Regions from separate parts of the Homo sapiens genome. Here region 2 is linked to region 1. A link is a loop called in an ENCODE intact Hi-C map of the cell type or tissue named here. Cell type or tissue: left ventricle myocardium inferior. All regions are shown on one strand. Each heading gives the region's core, and the rest is flanking DNA. Links, peaks and the distances in the headings are about the cores only. Region 1 holds the start of LDLRAD4-AS3 (LDLRAD4 antisense RNA 3). Region 2 overlaps LDLRAD4 (low density lipoprotein receptor class A domain containing 4).

The links. A loop is a pair of places that touch in the nucleus more often than their neighbours do. Peaks named below come from ENCODE experiments on the same cell type or tissue, not always from the same donor. Only the 100,000 strongest peaks of a DNase experiment are listed, where the experiment ranks them.
Region 2: a loop joins it to region 1, with 4 times the contacts of the local background. A loop is called at or near these places in 4 of 110 quality-filtered maps.

The regions. Positions count from the first base shown.
Region 1 is chr18:13,465,958-13,475,240 of GRCh38, reverse strand. All of the region lies in intron 4 of LDLRAD4 (low density lipoprotein receptor class A domain containing 4), which reads right to left. LDLRAD4-AS3 (LDLRAD4 antisense RNA 3) reads left to right here and starts at 4,223. Exons shown (of 2, transcript XR_007066301.1): 1 at 4,223-4,447; 2 at 4,943-5,214. RefSeq lists enhancers at 216-715, 716-1,217. In left ventricle myocardium inferior, for the core only: no CTCF peak of the experiment used is centred there; DNase peaks (open chromatin) are centred at 2,728, 3,910 and 4,491; H3K27ac peaks cover 2,531 bases.
Region 2 is chr18:13,410,685-13,419,967 of GRCh38, reverse strand. The region is part of intron 3 of LDLRAD4 (low density lipoprotein receptor class A domain containing 4); the gene reads right to left. It overlaps LDLRAD4-AS1 (LDLRAD4 antisense RNA 1), which reads left to right. Exons shown (of 4, transcript NR_040031.1): 4 at 1-469. Among named protein-coding and RNA genes, the nearest start is that of LDLRAD4-AS1, 12 kb to the left of the region's middle. In left ventricle myocardium inferior, for the core only: no CTCF peak of the experiment used is centred there; no DNase peak of the experiment used is centred there; H3K4me3 peaks cover 767 bases; H3K27ac peaks cover 4,746 bases.

The DNA.
Region 1 (9,283 bases), core at 328-8,327:
CTGTGAATCTGGCATTCCTCATACTGGGAGAAAGAATTGTTTAACCTAAGTGAAAAAGATCTAGTGAGGAAAGTGCCAAGCACAGACTGAAAACAGCAAACTTAACGTTTGCACCCTTGAGGCTCCTGTCTGCTCCACTTCCCTCTGGAGTCACGTCAACACTGGATGTGACTAAGGCTTCTTTGGGTGCTTCCCAGCAATCAAGAGGAGCCACCCCAGACCCAGGGCAAGCACCCTCAGGCCCCAAACTGTGGCTCCTGGGAGCCCATGGCATTTGTCTATGACCCATAAACCATCTTAACCCCAGATAAGCAGGACTCAGCTCATGCTAAACCATGAGGAATCCTCCACCAACCCCAGCACCTGTAGCCCCTGGGCCGCACATTTCCTGGGTCAGCCTGAGTCCTCTCTAACTGCCACCCAAAAATCCCGAGTCAGACATAGCCATCCTAACCTCGGGAGACAAAGACCTTTTGTTGTTTGTTGTTGTTGTCTTTGAGACAAGGTGCCAGGTAGGTGTGGGGTAGAATCAACTCTACTTCTGGAGTCTCCAGACACTCTCATGATCTGCACCTGTGGCCCCTCTCCCTCTGGCCAGGCACTGGCTTCACTTCCATCCCAGTTCCTCTGCTCCCCTGCAGACCATCCTCTGGGTCCAGGAGGAAGGGAGCAAGACCCACCTGGCCCCGAAGTCCTCACTGGGGTATCAGGACTGCTGCACTGGCCACACCATCACTTTCTGTCCTGCATGGAGGGAGCAATGGCTTGGATCTGCACCCAGTGGGCTGGAAGCCGCTTCCCAATGTTGCTTCCATTTGAATCTGACACGTGTCTAACTCCTGAGGTTGGGATGGATATGTCTGACTCAGGGTTTTTGCAGGCTGACCTAGGAAATGTGCAGCCCAAGGGCTGCAGGGGCTGGGCTGGTTGAGGATTCCTCACGGCTTAGCGGCTGTATTAGTCTGTTCTTACACTGCTATCAAAAATACCTGAAACTGGGTAATTTATATTAAAAAAGAGGTTTAACTGGCTCACAGTTCTGCAGGGGCCTGTACAGGAAGCATAGTGGCTTCTGCCTCTGGGGAAGCCTCAGGAAGCTTCCAATCATGGCGAAGGCAAAGGGGGAGCAAGCACATCTTAATGGCTAATGCAGGAGAGAAAGAGCACGAGGCGGGTTCTGCACACTTTCAAACAACCGAACCTCATGAGAACTCACTACCACGACAACAGCACCAAACAGATGGTGCTAAGTCATTCACAAGAAACCACCCCCATGGTCCAACCACCTCCTACCAGACTCCACTTTCAATGCTGAGGATTACAATTCAGCAACAGATCTGGTGGGACACAGAGCCAAACCACATCAGCAAGAGCATGGGTCCTATTTGTCTGGGGTTAAGGTGGTTCCTGGATCAGAGACAAATGCCACAGGCTCTCAGGAACTTCACTTTGGGGCCTGAGGTTGCGTCTCTCAAAAAGAAAGTGTTTGAATTTGGATCTGGTGTATAAGCCCCGCCCCTGTATAATATGTATATTATAAATATATATAAAATGTAAACGTTATATATATATATATATATATATATATATATATATATATATATGAGATGGGATCTTACTGTGCTGCCCAGACTGGAGTGTAGTGACACGATCATAGCTCACTGCAGCCTCCAACTGGGCTCAAGCAAGCCTCCCACCTCAGCCTCCTGAGTAGCTGGGACTACTGCAGATGCATCACTACACCCAGCTAATTTTTACTTTTTGTAGAGACTCAAACTCCTGGCCTTAAGCTATCATCCTGCCTCAGCTTCCCAAAGTGCTGGGATTACAGGCATGAGCCACAGTGCCCAGCCCCCACTAGGTTTTTGAATCTGTCTGGCTGTGATATGATTTTCATGCAGAAACACCTAGACTATGGGATAAATGCCTACAATAAACAACTAGAGAAGCTGGAGATGGGATGAAGAATCCAGGCCACGTGCTCTTTCTTACCCTTGTGGGATTTTTGCCTGGGCAAGAAGAAGACACATTTTTAATGTCTCTGTTTTGAAATGAACATAACTCACCTGATGTATGATCTTTAGGTTATAATTAGGTTTGCTTTTTCTGTGAACTATATTCTGCCTTCAAATGCTTCAATCCATCTGATGTGCTGGCAGGCGGGGGCGGGGGGTTCTCAGTGTATTCCCATAAAGTATTTTCATTTCAGTTGAGAAGATTAATTAATGTTGACTTCTACAAACAAATGCTGTTCAGAGAATGATAATGACATACTGAGATGATGAGTAAAGAATTAACACTATCTTCTAACGTTTGCAAAAGACAGACATAAACACTACCACAAAATGTTCTCTACACATTACTCAAGAAAAAGAGGTACGTGTTTGCTCAGATGTGCTCGCTGTTAACTATGAAACCTGTCCCTTTCTACCCAGTGAAAACAAACAAGGAGTATGTTTGTGAAGCAAGATTATTCATGAGAATAGAACATTCTGCAGTGTATTAACCAGGGACCTCTGTGATGTGTAAATGAAATCATTTTATTGCACTTGACCTTAAACTGTCTCTCCGTAACCTTTCTGCCAACATTAAGGCCAAGTAGGTGCAAATTAAGGTAAGAAGACAGAGTGGATGGGAGTGGGTGGGTGAACAGGACAGAGGAGGCCGCCAGGTGGATTTCTCATTGGCGGAGAGGACGCCCAAACCCTCAGACCTGGCACCCAGCCTGGACAGGGTCGGGATCCTGCAGGCTCCACGGAGCAGCCCCTTTGTTTGTATTCTAATGTGTTTTGCAGCACAGAACAGAAGCTGCACTGTTATGCTGGAGCATTTCATGAACCTCAAGTCTTTTATCTGAAATCAAAGCTTAAATGACTTCTTTTATCTGCTGGCTCGTGGGCCAGCCCCGTCCAGTGGCTGAATGAAAAGGAGGAAGGCCAGTGCTGTCCCATTTGCAGGCTTCAATGAGCTCGACAGCCCTGGGATCTCAGAGAGCAGAGAGCTGATCTGGTTGCAGGGACTTCAAAGACAACAGGCGCAGGAGCCCACACTGCCTCAGACTGGCCATGGCCAAGCCCCGGCTGGATGGCACAATGCGAGGCCTTCCCTGACGGCCAGGCCCGTCCACCCTCGGTCTGGGGAGGGGGTTGGCTGGGAGGTGGGCAGCGTCTTCCAGTGGTGAAGATGAAGTCACCCAAACGAAACCCTTCTGCCTACAATTAAGAGTGCAGTTTCTCTGCACAGAAGGTGGAAATCGTGTTTTTATGACCAGAGCTTCCTTCTTCCCATGACTTCCCCTTATAAGATTGTGTCTTCTCTGGGAACAATTAGATATTAATTATGCGGTAAATGCTTTTTATAGTGCCAAAGATTCTATATATGCCTGAAAGAAAATAAAATAAAACAAACAACACTGTTCTTCAAGAAAAATGGAGTCTCACCGGTGAGCAATTCTTATGAAACAGGAGAATTTGGCTTGGCAGAAGCCACGGGGCCATCCCAGGTACCACTGTGAGCTGCTCCATCCTGCCTCCGGCACCTCCTCTTCACCCGGCACCTCCTTGTGCCATCCCGAGGCCGTCATCCCTCCACCCTCCCCAGCTCCACGGAGCCCTCCAGTGCTCCAGGCCACTGACTCTCCGAGTGGGTCCCTGAACCAGCAGCATCAGCATTACTCTCTGCAAACTTGTCAGAAATGCAAATTCTCAGAACACCCCAGACCTTCTGAATCTCAGGACAGTGACCGGATGTACAAGAGTTGGAGAACCAGTGCCTGGGCCTTTTCTTCCCCTCTTCTCTCCATTACGAAAGAAAAACAATGCTACATCCCTTCCAGTGGGGAGCCCATGCGCACTGTGACACGCTGTGCTGTGTGCATTCCACCGCCACTTCTGCTCAGTGTCCCGACACAGCAGACAGTGAGAGCAGCAGGACAGGGCAAAGGTACAGCCAGTGCTCACGCTGCTGTGATCTACACACAGCCTCAGCCAGACCCAGCGCATGGGTCTAACTCTCAGGTATCTATTCAGACATGGTCTCACGGAGGGCCAGGCAGCCTTGGGGCCCAATCACAAGCCAGTTAGAAAGGCCACGGAGTACAACAATCACTGGTTAATGATGTCATAACACTTTGAGTGCTGCCTACTAATTATGACATCATTAACAATCTCCAGCACTTTGCAAAGAGATCCCCAAGTTTGCTCTTTCACCCACAGTAAAGACACTCCCACACTTTGTCTACAAACGAGCTTCTTTTCACCAGGGCAGCCTGGGCGTGGAGAGGTGAATGCAGCTGCAGTGGCCGGTGGAGAGGGAGAGGGCGGTTACCAGGGCCACAAAGACCCCTGCTAGGCATTGCGTCCTAACAGGGGTCTTTGTGGGCACTCTGCTTGCCCAAGACACTGGGGAGAAGTGGAAGTTGAGAGCAGGGCAGCGCATGGGGAGTGAGGTCAGTGCTGTGTGTGGCTGAGGAGGGTGGCTGGGATCTGGGGAAGCAGAACTGACCCCAGCAGACACCCTTGCACCCTCATCCAGGCCCATACCAGAGCAGGAAGGCGGGAGTGCCATGACCAGAGGGTCAGCGATCCACTTCCCGCAACACATCCCAGCATGTGCCTCTGACTGACAGTGACTGACTCACTAACTCAATCAACAAACATGCCTAGAGCTCATACTAGATGCCAGACAGGGGCAGGGTGACTTCCTACACATCTCACAGGGCTCAGGGCTCCAGGACATTGGCTATTTTGCTGTGGCAGACATGAATTACGTGCCACAAGGATGGTGGCCAAGTGCTGGGTTGGTGAGGTGCCGGCGGAAGGATGAGAATCCACATCTCAACCTGACAGTATGATTTTCTAACCATCCTTATACACACTTCCAAAGTGCTGAAAACTTTATTTCCTCATGAAACACAACCATTCATGAGAGATTAAACTTGCAGGTGAGAAAATACGCAGGAAACACTTATTTCTCTATGAAAATATGAGTCTGAAGAAAGTCAAGAGACTCTACAAACATTTCTGCAGCCCTCTATTGGAGATTTGCAAAGGTCTGCATGTGCACCCCTTTGGATGTCAAGGGCTTACTGAATACCATTTCCACACGGTCTATCGCTATGTCAAAGGGCAACTGCTCCACCATCATTTCTGATCCACAGACCTGTTAGATGTTAGTCTGGAGAAGGAGAAATAAAACTCAATGTTGTTAATTGCACTCCAAATAGTCCCACGATTTTTTCTAACTTTTTATTGTAGTAAAATATATATAACAAATGTTGCCACTTTAATCATTATTAGATTTATTTTTAGAGATGGAGTCTCACTATGTTGCCCAGGCCAGCCTCCAAATCCCTGGCTCAAAGAATCCTCCCTCTTCAGCCTCCCAGTAACTGAGACACAATTCAGTGGTGTTACTAACATTTGCACTGTTGTGCAACTGTCACCACCATCCATTTCCAAATCTCTTCCCTGAACACAAAACTCTGTAACCATCAAGCAGTAAAGTCTCAATTCTTCCCTCCTCCAAGCTCCTGGTAACCTCTAATCCACTTCCTGTCTCTCTGACCTTGTGTATGCTAGATATTTCATATAAGCAGTATCATATATTTGTCATATCTTATATTTTAGTCACTGGCTTATTCCACTTAGCATAATGTTTTCCAAGGTTCATCCAAACTTCATTCCTTTTTATGGCTGAGTAATATTTCATCACGTGTATATACCACATTTTTTATCTCTTCATCAGTTGATAGACTTGTAAGTTATTTCCACTCTCTGGCCATTGTGAATAATGCTGTAATGAACAGTGGGTACAAATATCTGTTCCGGTCCTTGTTTTCAATTATTTTGGTTGTACACCTGGGAGTGGAATTGTTGCATCATATGGTAATTGTATGTTTAACTTGTAGAGAAACCATCAAACTGTTTTCCATAGTAGCTGCATCGTTGTAAACTCCTATCAGTAATAAAAAGGGGTTCCAATTTCTCCACATCTTTGCCAATGCTTGTTATTTTCTGATTTTTAAAATCATAACCCCTCTGGTAGGTGTGAAGTGGTATCTCATTGTGGTTTTGATTTTCCTTTCTCAAATAACTAAGAATACTTGGTATGTTTTCATTTGTTTATTGGTCATTGCATATCTTCTTTGGATAAATGTCTATTTAAGCCCTTTGCCCATTTTTGTGTTTGGTTATTTGTCCTTTTGTTGTTGAGTCTTTTAGTAGTTCTTTTTTTATTATTATTATACTTTAAGTTTTAGGGTACATGTGCACAATGTGCAGGTTAGTTACATATGTATACACGTGCCATGTTGGTGTGCTGCACCCATTAACTCGTCATTTAACATTAGGTATATCTCCTAATGCTATCCCTCCCCCCTCCCCCCACCCCACAACAGGCCCCGGTGTGTGATGTTCCCCTTCCTGTGTCCATGTCTTCTCATTATTCAATTCCCACCTATGAGTGAGAACATGCAGTGTTTGGTTTTTTGTCCTTGCAATAGTTTGCTGAGAATGATGGTTTCCAGCTTCATCCATGTCCCTACAAAGGACATGAACTCATCATTTTTTATGGCTGTATAGTATTCCATGGTGTATATGTGCCACATTTTCTTAATCCAGTCTATCGTTGTTGGACATTTGGGTTGGTTCTAAGTCTTTGCTATTGTGAATAGTGCCGCAATAAACATACATGTGCATGTGTCTTTATAGCAGCATGATTTATATTCCTTTGGGTATACACCCAGTAATGGGATTGCTGGGTCAAATGGTATTTCTAGTTCTAGATCCTTGAGGAATCGCCACACTGACTTCCACAATGGTTGAACTAGTTTACAGTCCCACCAACAGTGTAAAAGTGTTCCTATTTCTCCACATCCTCTCCAGCACCTGTTGTTTCCTGACTTTTTAATGATCGCCATTCTGACTGGTGTGGGATGGTATCTCATTGGGGTTTTGATTTGCAGTCCTTTATATATTCTGAATAATAAGCCTTCATCAGATAAATGACTTGCAAATATTTTCTCCCATTTTGTAGGATGTCTTTTTACTCTCTTAATAATGTCTTTGGATGCACACAAGTCTTTCATTTTGATAAAGTCAAATTTATCTGTTTTTTTTTCTTTTGTTGTTCATACTTTGGGTGTTATAGCTAAGAATCCACTGCCATATCCAACATCATGAAAACTTACCCCTATGTTTTCTCCTACGAATTTTATGCTCTTGGCTCTTAAATGTAAGTCGTTGATACATTTCAAGCTAATTTTTGTACCTGATATGAGATAGGGTCCAACTCCCTTCTTTTGATGCAGGAACCCAGTTGCCCCAGCATCATTTGTTGAAAAGACTATTCTTTCCCATTAAATGGACTTGGAGCCCTTATCAAAAATCATCCAATCATCCAGCCATAGCTGTGTGGATGTCCGGACTCTCAGTTCTCTTCATAGGTCTATGCATCTATCCTGAAGTCCACGCCACACCGTGTTGATTACAGTACTTTTGTAAATTTTGAAACTGGGAAGTGTGAGTCCTCTGACTTTGTTCTTTCTCAAGAGTGTGTTGGCTGTAAGGTGTGCCTTGAAATTCTATATGAATCTTAAGATCAGCTTTTGCAAAAGTGAAAGGCTGTTAGAATTTTGATAGGGATTGTATTGCATCTGTAGATGGCTTTAGGTAGTATTTATGTGTTAGCTATACTAAGTCTTCTTACCCATGAATATGGAACGTCTTTCCATTTAATTAGGTATTCTTTAATTTCTTTCAGCAATATTTTGTATTGTTTTCAGTGTACAAATCTTTCTTCCTGGGTTAAATTTACTTCTAGGTATTTTATTCTTTTAGAGCTAATTTAAATGAAATGACTTTGTTAATTTCCTTTTCAGATTGTTCATGGCACATGTATAGAAACACACTTGATTTTTGCATGTTGATGTTGTTCCCAGCAATTCTGCTGAATTCATCTATTTGTTCTAGTAGCTTTCTTGTGGCATCTCGGAGATACTCTATACATAAGATCATGTCATTTTTGAACAGGGATAGTTTTCATTCTTTTCTTTGCAATTGGATGCCTTTTATTTCTTTTTCTTGTCTAGTTGCTCTGGCTAGAACCTGGAGTACAATGTTGAACAGCATTGGTAAAAGTGGGTATCCTCTCTTGTTCCTTGTCTTAGGGTTTAAAGCTTTCACCACTGAGTATGGTATTAGTAGGTTTTTCATAAATACCCTGCTATAGACTGAATGTTTGTGCCCCACTACAACTCACATGTTGAAACCTAATTACCAATGTGAGGATATTAGGAAGTGGAGCCTTCAGGAGGTGATTAGGTCATGAGGGCGGAGCCCTCATAAATGGGATTAGTGTCCTTATAAAAGAGATCCCAGAGAGCTGGCTGGCCCCTTCCACCATGTGAAGATATAACAAGAATGTTCCATCTATGAACCAGGAAACAGGCCCCCACCAGACACAGAATCTGGTGGTGCCCCGATCTCAGACTTCCGACCTCCAGAACAATGAGAAATAAACCTCTGTTGTTTACAGGCCACCTCGTATATGGTATTTTGTTAGAGGCACCCAGCTGGACGAGGACATGCCTTTTATCTTGTTGAAGAAGTTCCTTCTATTTCTAGGTTTTTGTGTGTTTTTATAATCAAAGAAGGTTAAGAGTTTGTCAAATGCCTTTTCTGTGTCTATTGAGAAGATCTCATTTTTTTTCTTTCATTCTATAAATGTGGTATATTATATTGTTTGATTTTCCTTTTTTTTTTTTTTTTGGTGAAACAAGGTCTCACTCTGTGACCCAGGCTGGAGTGCACTGGCATGATCACAGCTCACTGCAGCCTCAACCTCTTAGGCTCAGGTGATCCTCCCACCTCAGCCTCCCAAGTAGCTGGGACCAAAGGGACCCGCCACCACCCCCAGCTAATTTTGTATTTTTTGTAGAAACAGGCTTTTGCCATGTTGCCCAGGTTAGTCTTGAACTCCTGGGTTCAAATGATCTGCCCACCTCAGCCTCCCAAAGTGCTGGGATTACAGGCCTGAGCCACCGTGCCCAGGCCTGATTTTCTTATGTTGAACAATTCCATTATCCCTGAAAGAGACAACTAATTGCAAACTATGTGTTACTATATGAAAATTATGCTCGGAGCACCATTTTAAAGATTACTTCATTATTTCATTCAAGATATATTTATTTTGCACCCAGGCATTATTTTGAGCACCGAAGGCACAGCCTGGACTAAACAGTTATCTCTGCCCTCCTGGAGTAACACTCTGAGAGGAGAGACAG
Region 2 (9,283 bases), core at 695-8,694, 56 kb after region 1:
GCAGAATGGTGCCGAGGTCCTCTCCTCACCCATAGCTCTTGGCATGATTTATTCCTGCTGCACGCCTTCCGGGAGGTCCACCAGGCTCACGTCTGTGTCTGTGGAGGTGTGTGTGAACATGTGCACGTGAGGGTACATCCAGTCTTCTACCAGCTAATACGTCAGAGACCACATAATGTTAGGCTGGAAGAGACCCTAAAGGTTATATAAACCAATTCCCTTATTTTAGAGCTGAGAAATTTCAGGTGCAAAGAAGGGAGAGGCTATAACATGGTGGCACTAGAATAAGACTGCCGGGTTTGAATCCTGGTGCAACTACTTATTACCTGTGTGATCTTGGGAAAGTGACTTAACCTTTCTGGGTCACAGTTTGGATACCTATAAACGGCAGATATTAACAGTCTCTATTTGTGTGGATATTTTAACAATAAAATTAAATCATTCACGTAAAGAACTTAAAAGACTCTCAGATAGGTTGTGGTGAGCTATGATTGTACCACTGCACCCCAGCCTCCTGTAGCCTGGGCAAAGGAGCAAGATTGTCTCTAAAAAATAAAAAAAATAAAAATCTCCAAGATAGGTATCAGGTCTGCAAAAGTTTGGACCTAATCATGATCCAAAACTATGGCTTGATGACTTCCAAATTTATTGCTTCCTTTTTTGGATGATCATTTATATGGCACAATATGTTGTAAAATGACACAAAAATTAACATTAACGAGCATACCTCTGGGTTGTAGATGTCTACGTACAGATGTCCTTGTCCCAAAACCTATGTGGATCCCCAACTGCATAGATGCCATTATAGCAAATAATGTTCCCAATAAAATGCAGCAAAGTATAACTAAAAATTTAAGGAACTCCTTCAGACCCTTAATGATTCTATAAATATAGCCCTAAGGTCATTTGTAAAGCCAAGCAAATACATTCCAATTGAAGCACTCACCGCAAGTTTTCATCATTGGTGATAAAAGTACATGAAGTATTCTGTGTCCTAGAATCAAGCCACCACTAAATTCAATCATCTATGTATTCATTTATATAAAATCTCTATTTCCTGGTTTTCAGTCCCTAATGCACAAAGATTTTAAAGGAGGTGAGGCTGGGCTGAAAGCTTCCCAAGGGTGGGAACCAGGTGTGGCGGCTTAGCTTCTATTCTCTGGAGCAATGCTTGGATCTCCATAGGCACTTGCAAATATTTTGGAATGAATGTAGACTGAATAAATAAATGCTTCAGAAACCAAACTTGCAAGCAGTGCCAGCAAATCATAGCTCAAAATATTTGTTCATCAGCTGTTGTTCAAAACTTTGAACTTAGCACACCAAAAATGGTTTATGTGTCACAACATGCAATGTGCCAAAGTGCAGGTTGGTCGAAAGTTGAACACATAAAACCCAAGGGCTGTCTACAGCAACAGGGCCTGCAATGGAATAAAGACCCAGAAGCCAACAGCAGCGAGGCCGGAGACACAGAAAACACAACCAGAGTCTTCAGGGCAGCAACAGGAGATGCAGCTTTAAGGGTCCATCAGGCAGGAAGAACGACCCGGAAGAGGCTTGCCTCAGGCCAGACCCCATGGTATGAACTTGCAAGTCTCAGGGGCGAGGCAGATCAAAGGACTTTGGGTCCCTGGAACCATGAGAGGCTCCCTATAAGGATGGCGCCCAGCCAGGCCCTGAAGGCAGGTGACCAGAAGGGGTGGCAGTGTAGAGCCCTGCCCAGGTGGAGGGGGTACAGAGGAGTTCACTTCTGGCACAACCAGGGTTGAGTTGGGAGTTGGAAGAGAGCCTAATTGAGGAGGAAGCTACAGAGGGAGAAAGGAGCCAGCCTGGGAGGGCCTCAGAGGGCGGGTGGGGAGCGGGAGCTCCAGGGCTCAGTGCGGGTGCAGTGCTGCTGAGCACCTTAAACAGCCCAGCCTCCAGCACTGTCAGCACCTTAAACGAGATGTGAGCCATGTTGCTGGGGAAGCCTCCCACCTCCGGGTCCTCACTTCCTCCGTGGATAAGTGGTGTCTACCAATAGAAACCTGTGCCCAGTGGTTACCAGGGTTTTCATATGGCAAAATGTATATAGCAAAGAAGGTAGATAAAAAGAAACACACACACACAAACCACACACACACACAACACACACACACATTTACCTACAATAAACTGATTGAGCAAAAAGGAATACTGACATCTCCAGGCCACTGTAAGGGAGCATGATTATGTAGTTTGAAAAACAGCAAACTGGCTGGGCGTGGTGGCTCACGCCTGTAATCCCAGCACTTTGGGAGGCCGAGATGGGCGGATCACTAGGTCAGGAGATCGAGACCATCCTGGCTAACACGGTGAAACCCCGTCTCTACTAAAAAATACAAAAAAATTAGCCAGGTGTGGTGGCGGGCGCCTGTAGTCCCAGCTACTTGGAAGGCTGAGGCAGGAGAATGGCGTGAACCCGGGAGGCAGAGCTTGCAGTGAGCCGAGATCGCGCCACTGCACTCCAGCCTGGGTGACAGAGTGAGACTCTGTCTCAAAAAAAAAAAAAAAGAAAAACAGCAAACTAATAAAGCATTGTTCTACTGGCAAATAAATAGAGAGGTTTAGACCACCGCACCAAAGTGAAACAAATCACGTGGTTTTCCTTAAGACCTAACTTTCGCATTGAATTTTTGTATGAGCCTTATGAATTATGGCAGATAAACCTGAAAGAGAAGGAATCAACTTATGCAAACATACTTCTTAAAATAATTTTTCTAACTTTCAGACTTTGGCTGGGTGTATCCCTACTACAGTGAGATGTGAACTCTGGAACCTCTCAAGCTACAAGCCATTCCCCACAGGATTATCTGCCTTCACTTTTCTAATGTAACAACTGCTTTCCAAGGCAGTGTAGCACAGGTGATTAAGAGTGGATACTGCTGCAAGAGTGCCTGGATTTCGAAGCTGGCTCTACTACTTACTGGCTGTGCAATCTTGCGCAAGCCACTTAACCTGTCTGTGGTTCAGTTCCCTTAGCTATAAAAAGGAGACAGAAATAGTACCTACCTCACACGTTGCTATGAGGATTAATTGAAATAATATAAATAGAAAGCACCAAGAATAGTGTGGCACAGAGAGTATTATGTAAGTGTATGCTATAATTATTAATGATACCTTCTATTTTCATAAGTGTTTTTCCCTTTATTAAGAGTTTTGTAAAGGAATTAATCTTGTATAGTTCATACCTGTGTTCTTCCATTGCATAGAGCATAGCTTTTATTTGCTATAGCAAATAACATTTTTGCAAATAGCAAAGAAAATTTTGTTGAATAAATAAATGAGTGAATGAATTCCTATATTACTAGACACGGGCAAAAATGTTTTAAGGTGCCAGCATCATACCAAGAAACACAGATGTCAGAAGTAGACACAGAGCTTTCTTTAAGCCATCATATAATTCAAACGGTGGTTCTCTGCTGAAGCCTGTTTTCACCGTGTGTCTCTATAGCAGAGACGTGATCCCGAGCCCTGCTCACATGCCCAGAGAGATGACGAACCCATTAAGTGAAGGTGGAACCACCAACCACTAAACACAAAGTTCCTGTTATTGTTGGAAAAGGAAACTGGAAACAAAAGCCAGGGTTTCAAAAAGTGACAGTGCTTGGAGGATCTCATGCAAACCACTTAAAAGAAGGGCAAGAACTGGAAGAGGTCTGGGTACCCCACACTTGGCTGGAGAACACAGAATCGTGGGCATTCGCATTTAAAGCTGCACACTCAACCCTCAAAAGGTGCTCCTGGGCATCACTGGGCCCACTTCGCCAAAGGGAAACTGAGGATGATGACTCGCCATAGCTCAGAATAGCCCACGTGTGGCAGAGCTGGACTCAGCAGAGTGAGGACTCCAGTGTCCCCGCCAGCCCGATCTCTTCATGGAAGGTCTGGTCAGCCTGCCCTCAGCCCTGCGCCCTGCAGGGCACTGTGATGACTGGCCAGCACAGCCCACACCAAAGCTCTCCTACGACGCAAGTCACCGCAGAGATGAAGACAGAGCCATGCACGTTCCCCTCCTCTCAACCTCCATCCTGGAAGGCTCTCCCCTGGGACTGAGACACAGCTTCAAAGAAGGAGCCACGTGGGGTACAAGGGCATAGAGGGAGCACCCCTCCGGGCAGCCCAGGCTCCCCACCCACCCTGATGCCTGCTGGGCTGGGACACCGGGCAGCGTGGCCCTGGCTCCAGGCCCTGGCTTTTCCTTGGAGAACTGGAATCCAGTGGGAAAGATGGATATGGCGGACTGCAAGGGTTTGCAAGGGACCGTCCTGGGGGGGTGAGGTTTGCCTCTCTAGTAACCTGGAGGTGTCATCCACTTTGTGTATTAATCCTGGGGGCTCCCCTCAGTACACTACGTACCTGAAACTCTTGGAAACAAGAGCAGCTCCTCAGACAGCCCTAACCACCGGGGAGACAAGTCTGCCTATACAACCAGACTTCCTTTGGTGGGAAAGCACACCTCCCACCCCACACCCACCCTAGAGTAGCCGGGGCCTTGGCCTCAGGGCTGCCACCGCAGCTGTTCAGAAGAGCCACATCATCAGCTCAGGCGCACTATGTGCTATAGACACAGGCACGCAAGCCTCGTCTGTGGGGAAGGGTCGTTAACTGGAGAAAGGTCATACTTCCAGTCTATTACCCACCGTAATGAGCAAATGCAAATGAGAGACCTTTCTCAGGTCATAAGAGACTGTGTGTTTTGGAAACCTGAATAATCCCTTAACTGAGGAGGAAACTCAAGAGGAATAAGCCAGCATTTCTGGGGCTCAGGGCCCTGTGTTGTATTATTCCAGAGACCTCCAGGCAACAGATGCCCCCACAACCAGCCTCCCAGAGTAGCTGAGATTACAGGCATGGACCACACTGCCCAGCCCAGCTGTACTCTCACAGAAAGAAGATATAAAACTTCTTGGAAAAACTTACTAAAGAATGCAAATTACTACACAGCAATCTTTAGGTATCTGTAAGCACTGGACATCTCCAGTTTGAACCACAGACAAATGTCAATTATCCAAGGTCATGCATGAAAACAGTACCAAGAGTGGTTGCCCAAAAAACACTTCCATAGGCTTTGCAAAGAGTCTGTTTTAATACTTCGCTTGGCATACAGATGTGTCTGATAATCAGGGAGTTTACTGCCTGGCAAATAATGAAGCCACCCTAAGAAGGTCTACACAGTCCAAGGACAGAAGGGCGTGTGGGCTTCTCCTTCTCGAGCTCCCCACCCTTTCCTGCTGAGGACAGCAAGGGCAGGTGTCTGCAAGCCAGCCTCCTCCCTCACCATCCCTGTCCTGAGGAGATAATGAGTCCTTTTGGTTTAATGGACCTCCTGCTGGGCTGCAGCAAACACAGAAATGCAAAAGTAAGAAAGAAACTGTAATTTGTGACAATGGGGGACTTTAGCATATTCTCCAGTTAATCGTGTAATTAGTAAATGGAAACATGACTCCTCTTTGTAAAATTCAAATTCCACAGCCTGGCATCAAATGCACTCCAGTGTCTGGGTCCTGCCTGTCCTCTGGCCTCTAAGTGACAGTGACAATAGAGATGCCAACTGCATGAGGAAGGTACTGAACTGTACATTCACTGGCCCACTTAGTGCAATGAGGTGGGTATCAGTAACCCCATCCTACAAGGATGAAACGGGCTCCAAGAGGTCATGTGACTTGCCCAAAGCAACAAAGCCAAGCAATGGTGGGGATGGAGGCATCTCCCAAGGATGCCTGGCCCCAAGGCCCACCTGCTGTCCCTTCAACCAAGAGTCTTGCCTGCTAAGGCAGGCACCCCAAGATGTTCATCTCTGGATTTCATTTGTGCCTGGCACAAAACGAGGCATGAGGTAGACCTCCACTACAAATTTTGGAACAAAGCATGGTGGACTATAGTGCACCTCTGGTTTGAGAAAATATGTCCAGCACACCACCAGAGCAACACCATCCACTTATTTAATGATCACAAACAAGAAAACCTCGGGTATGGGTAGAAACGCAGGTACTCTCTTATAATTATTTCTTTTCCCAGTGATTTAAAAAAAAATTTTTTTTTTTTAATTTCTGGAGTTTCTCTATGTTGCATGGGCTGCACTCCTACTCCTGGGCTCAAGCACTCCTCTGCCTCAGCTTCCCACAGTCGCTGAGATTACAGGCGTGTGCCACCCCGCCCAGCCCAACCATACTCTCTCCTAGAAAGAAGATATAAAACTTCTTGGAAAAACTTACTAAAGAATGCAAATCACTACACAGCAATCGTTAGGTCACTGCAAACACTGGACATCCAGTAAATGTTGACAGTTGACTGAATGATTGAATAGAATTCCCAGACGTTTAAAGACATAATTTCCGTACTCAATTGAAGACATTATCCCTTTTCCCAAATCACATTCTACCAGGCTGTTTCTGTCAAATACAGTGTTCTTGAAAAATTACTGCAAGTGCCTGGTCAGAGACCTGAGGCCTCGATTGATCACACTATGAGATGAGGTTAAACGGAGCAATTCAATTTACAAAGATATTGATGCATGTTTAAAAATACTGTGATAGAAACTTCCGCAGAAGCTCACATTTACTTTGTCAGAATTCTCTATCAGCTTAAACACAAAATAGCCGGAATTTACGAACAGTTGACCAATTACATGTCAGTGAGTAGTGAACACGTACAGTGATATTTCTTGCCAAGCACTGAAACCTCCTTCCCTCCCCACTTGATAGGTCTGTGGGAAAGGGAGTGCCTTTGCAACAGAAAACGCAGATACAAGCACAGCACTGGATTCCAACCTTCCTTACAGCCAAGCACAGTCATGCGACCCAAGCTCCACTCAAAGCACCATCCTGGGCTTGACGTGGCACTGGAAACATGAGAAGACAGCAAGGCTCAAGAGGAGCCCTTCCTGCTGGTGGTGGCTGTTGCCTGCAAGAAGAATCCTGACTGATGCACAGCCTTGCTGTGATCCTGTCAGGTCACACACGCTGCCCTTACTACGTACCAGGAGAAGGAAGCAGCGCATCCAGGAAGCTCAGGACAGTCTTCAACTATGAACTTCTCAGCTCGGTTCATAGATCAATAAAAATTTGAGAAGCTGCTGGGAGCAAAGTGATCGTCCATAAGATCATGTACAAATTGGTACATTAAGTGCTCAGTTCATTCGTTCACTTACGGAGCGCCTACTGGCTGCCGGGTGCTATTCTAAGACACTGGGGCTTCAAAAACAAGGAAGACAAAAATCCATGCCCTCCAAGAGCTCATAATCTAGAAATGCTAACAGGTAAACAAATCCTTTTCTCACCACCGTAATTATATAGCTAGTTCAGTCCACCTGCCCTGCTGGAGTGGAGGCCCATAAAGTCGGGGACCCTGTCTGAACCTTCACTGCTGTCTCTCTAGTTCCTCATGTACCTAGTCCATAATAGGCACTTGATCAATATCATATGAATGGATGAGAGAGAAGTGAATGAATCTCATTCATTCAAATAGAAACACCATGGTAAATGTTATAATAGAGAAATATGGAACCTTATGATAATACTTCTTTATAAGGGAGATATTAGCTGACCTGAGTGCTGAAAATGAGCAGAAATTTTTCAGAGAGAAAAGAAAGATAAGGATACTTTAAGAGCTGGAAAGAACAGAGGCTGGGTGTAAAGGACATGTCATGCTCTAGGAATAGTAGGCAGTGTGATGGGGCCAGAGATTACATATGAGGAAGTAGCAGACAATGCAGTAACTGAGGCAAAGTCATGCCACTGATCTGACTACTGTCAAAGAGTTAGGGAATTGCCCTGAGCAAATACTAACTTCAGAACTCAGTGCAGGCCAGGCGTGATGGCTCATCCCTGTAATCTCAACACTTGGGAGGCTGAGGTGGGAGGATCACTTGAGTCCAGGAGTTTGAGACCAGCCTGGGCAACATAGTGAGACCCTATCTCTACCAAACAATTTTTTTAATTAGCTGGGCATTGGTGATGTGCACCTGTAATCAGCTACTCAAGAGGCTGGGGTGGGAGGACTGCTTGAGCCCAGGAGGTCAAGGCTACAGTGAGCCATGATTGCCCCACTGCACTCCAGCCTGGAAAACAGAGTAAGACTCTGTCTCAAAGAAACAAAAAAGAACTTGGGTGCAGACTACTGGGTTGGGTCTCATGATGGCAATTTCAACAAAAGTATCTGTATTATTCTGTTCTCACACTGCTAATAAAGACATAACAGGGACTGGATAATTTATAAAGGAAAGAGGTTTAATGGACTCACAGTTCCACATGGCTGGGGAGGCCTCACAATCATGGCTGAAGGCAAATGAGGAGCAAAGTCACGTCTTACCTGGTAGCAGGCAAGAGAGCGTGTGCAGGGGAACTGCCCTTTATAAAACCATCAGATCACATGAGACTTATTCACTATCATGAGAACAGCATAGGAAAGACTCATCCCTGTGATTCAATTACCTCCAACTGGGTCCCTCTCACGACAGGTGGGAATTATGGAAACTACAATTCAAGATGAGATTTGGGTAAGGACACAGCCAAACCATATCAGTATCCAAGTAAAATACTTGGAAGTAGTAACATATTAGTCTAATAGCAAATGCTTTGTTCAAGCATTTGTTAAGCACTTACGGCAAAACTATGAGATAAGCATACTAACAAAAGATGATTTTGCTCTTAGGACTCTATAGAGGCACTTTTTTTTCTTTCTTTTTTTTTTTTTTGAGACAGGGTCTGGTTCTGTCACCCAGGTTGAAGTGCAGTGGCACAATCTCAGCTCACTTCAAACTTCACCTCCCAGACTCAGGTGATCCTCCTACCTCAGCTTCCCAAGTAGCTGGGAATACAGGTGCATGCCACAACACCCAGCTAAATGTTTGTATTTTTAGTAGAGACGGGATTTTGCTATGTTGCCCAGGCTGGTCTTAAACTCCTGGATGCAAGCAATCCACCCGCCTCAGTCTCCCAAAGTGCTGGGATTATAGGCGTAAGCCACCGCACCTGGCCCGTATTGATACTTATAATAACTAACTGCCATCTTCTCTGGTGGCCATGAGAATGCACCCCATGGACCTTCAACTGGAGGGGCAGCCACTGTACCCTAAAAACCCATTCCTGCATTTTGCCCTGAATCTCCACTTCCCACTAACAAAAAGCCATCCACTGAAATCAAGCTAGCCTTTTACAAACAGAGCTTTCAGTTTCCCAAGAAATAATCAGTTTTATGAATTTCCTGCCAGCATCTAACCTGATTGGCCTTATCTCTTAGATTGTTAGCCTAATCACAAGGC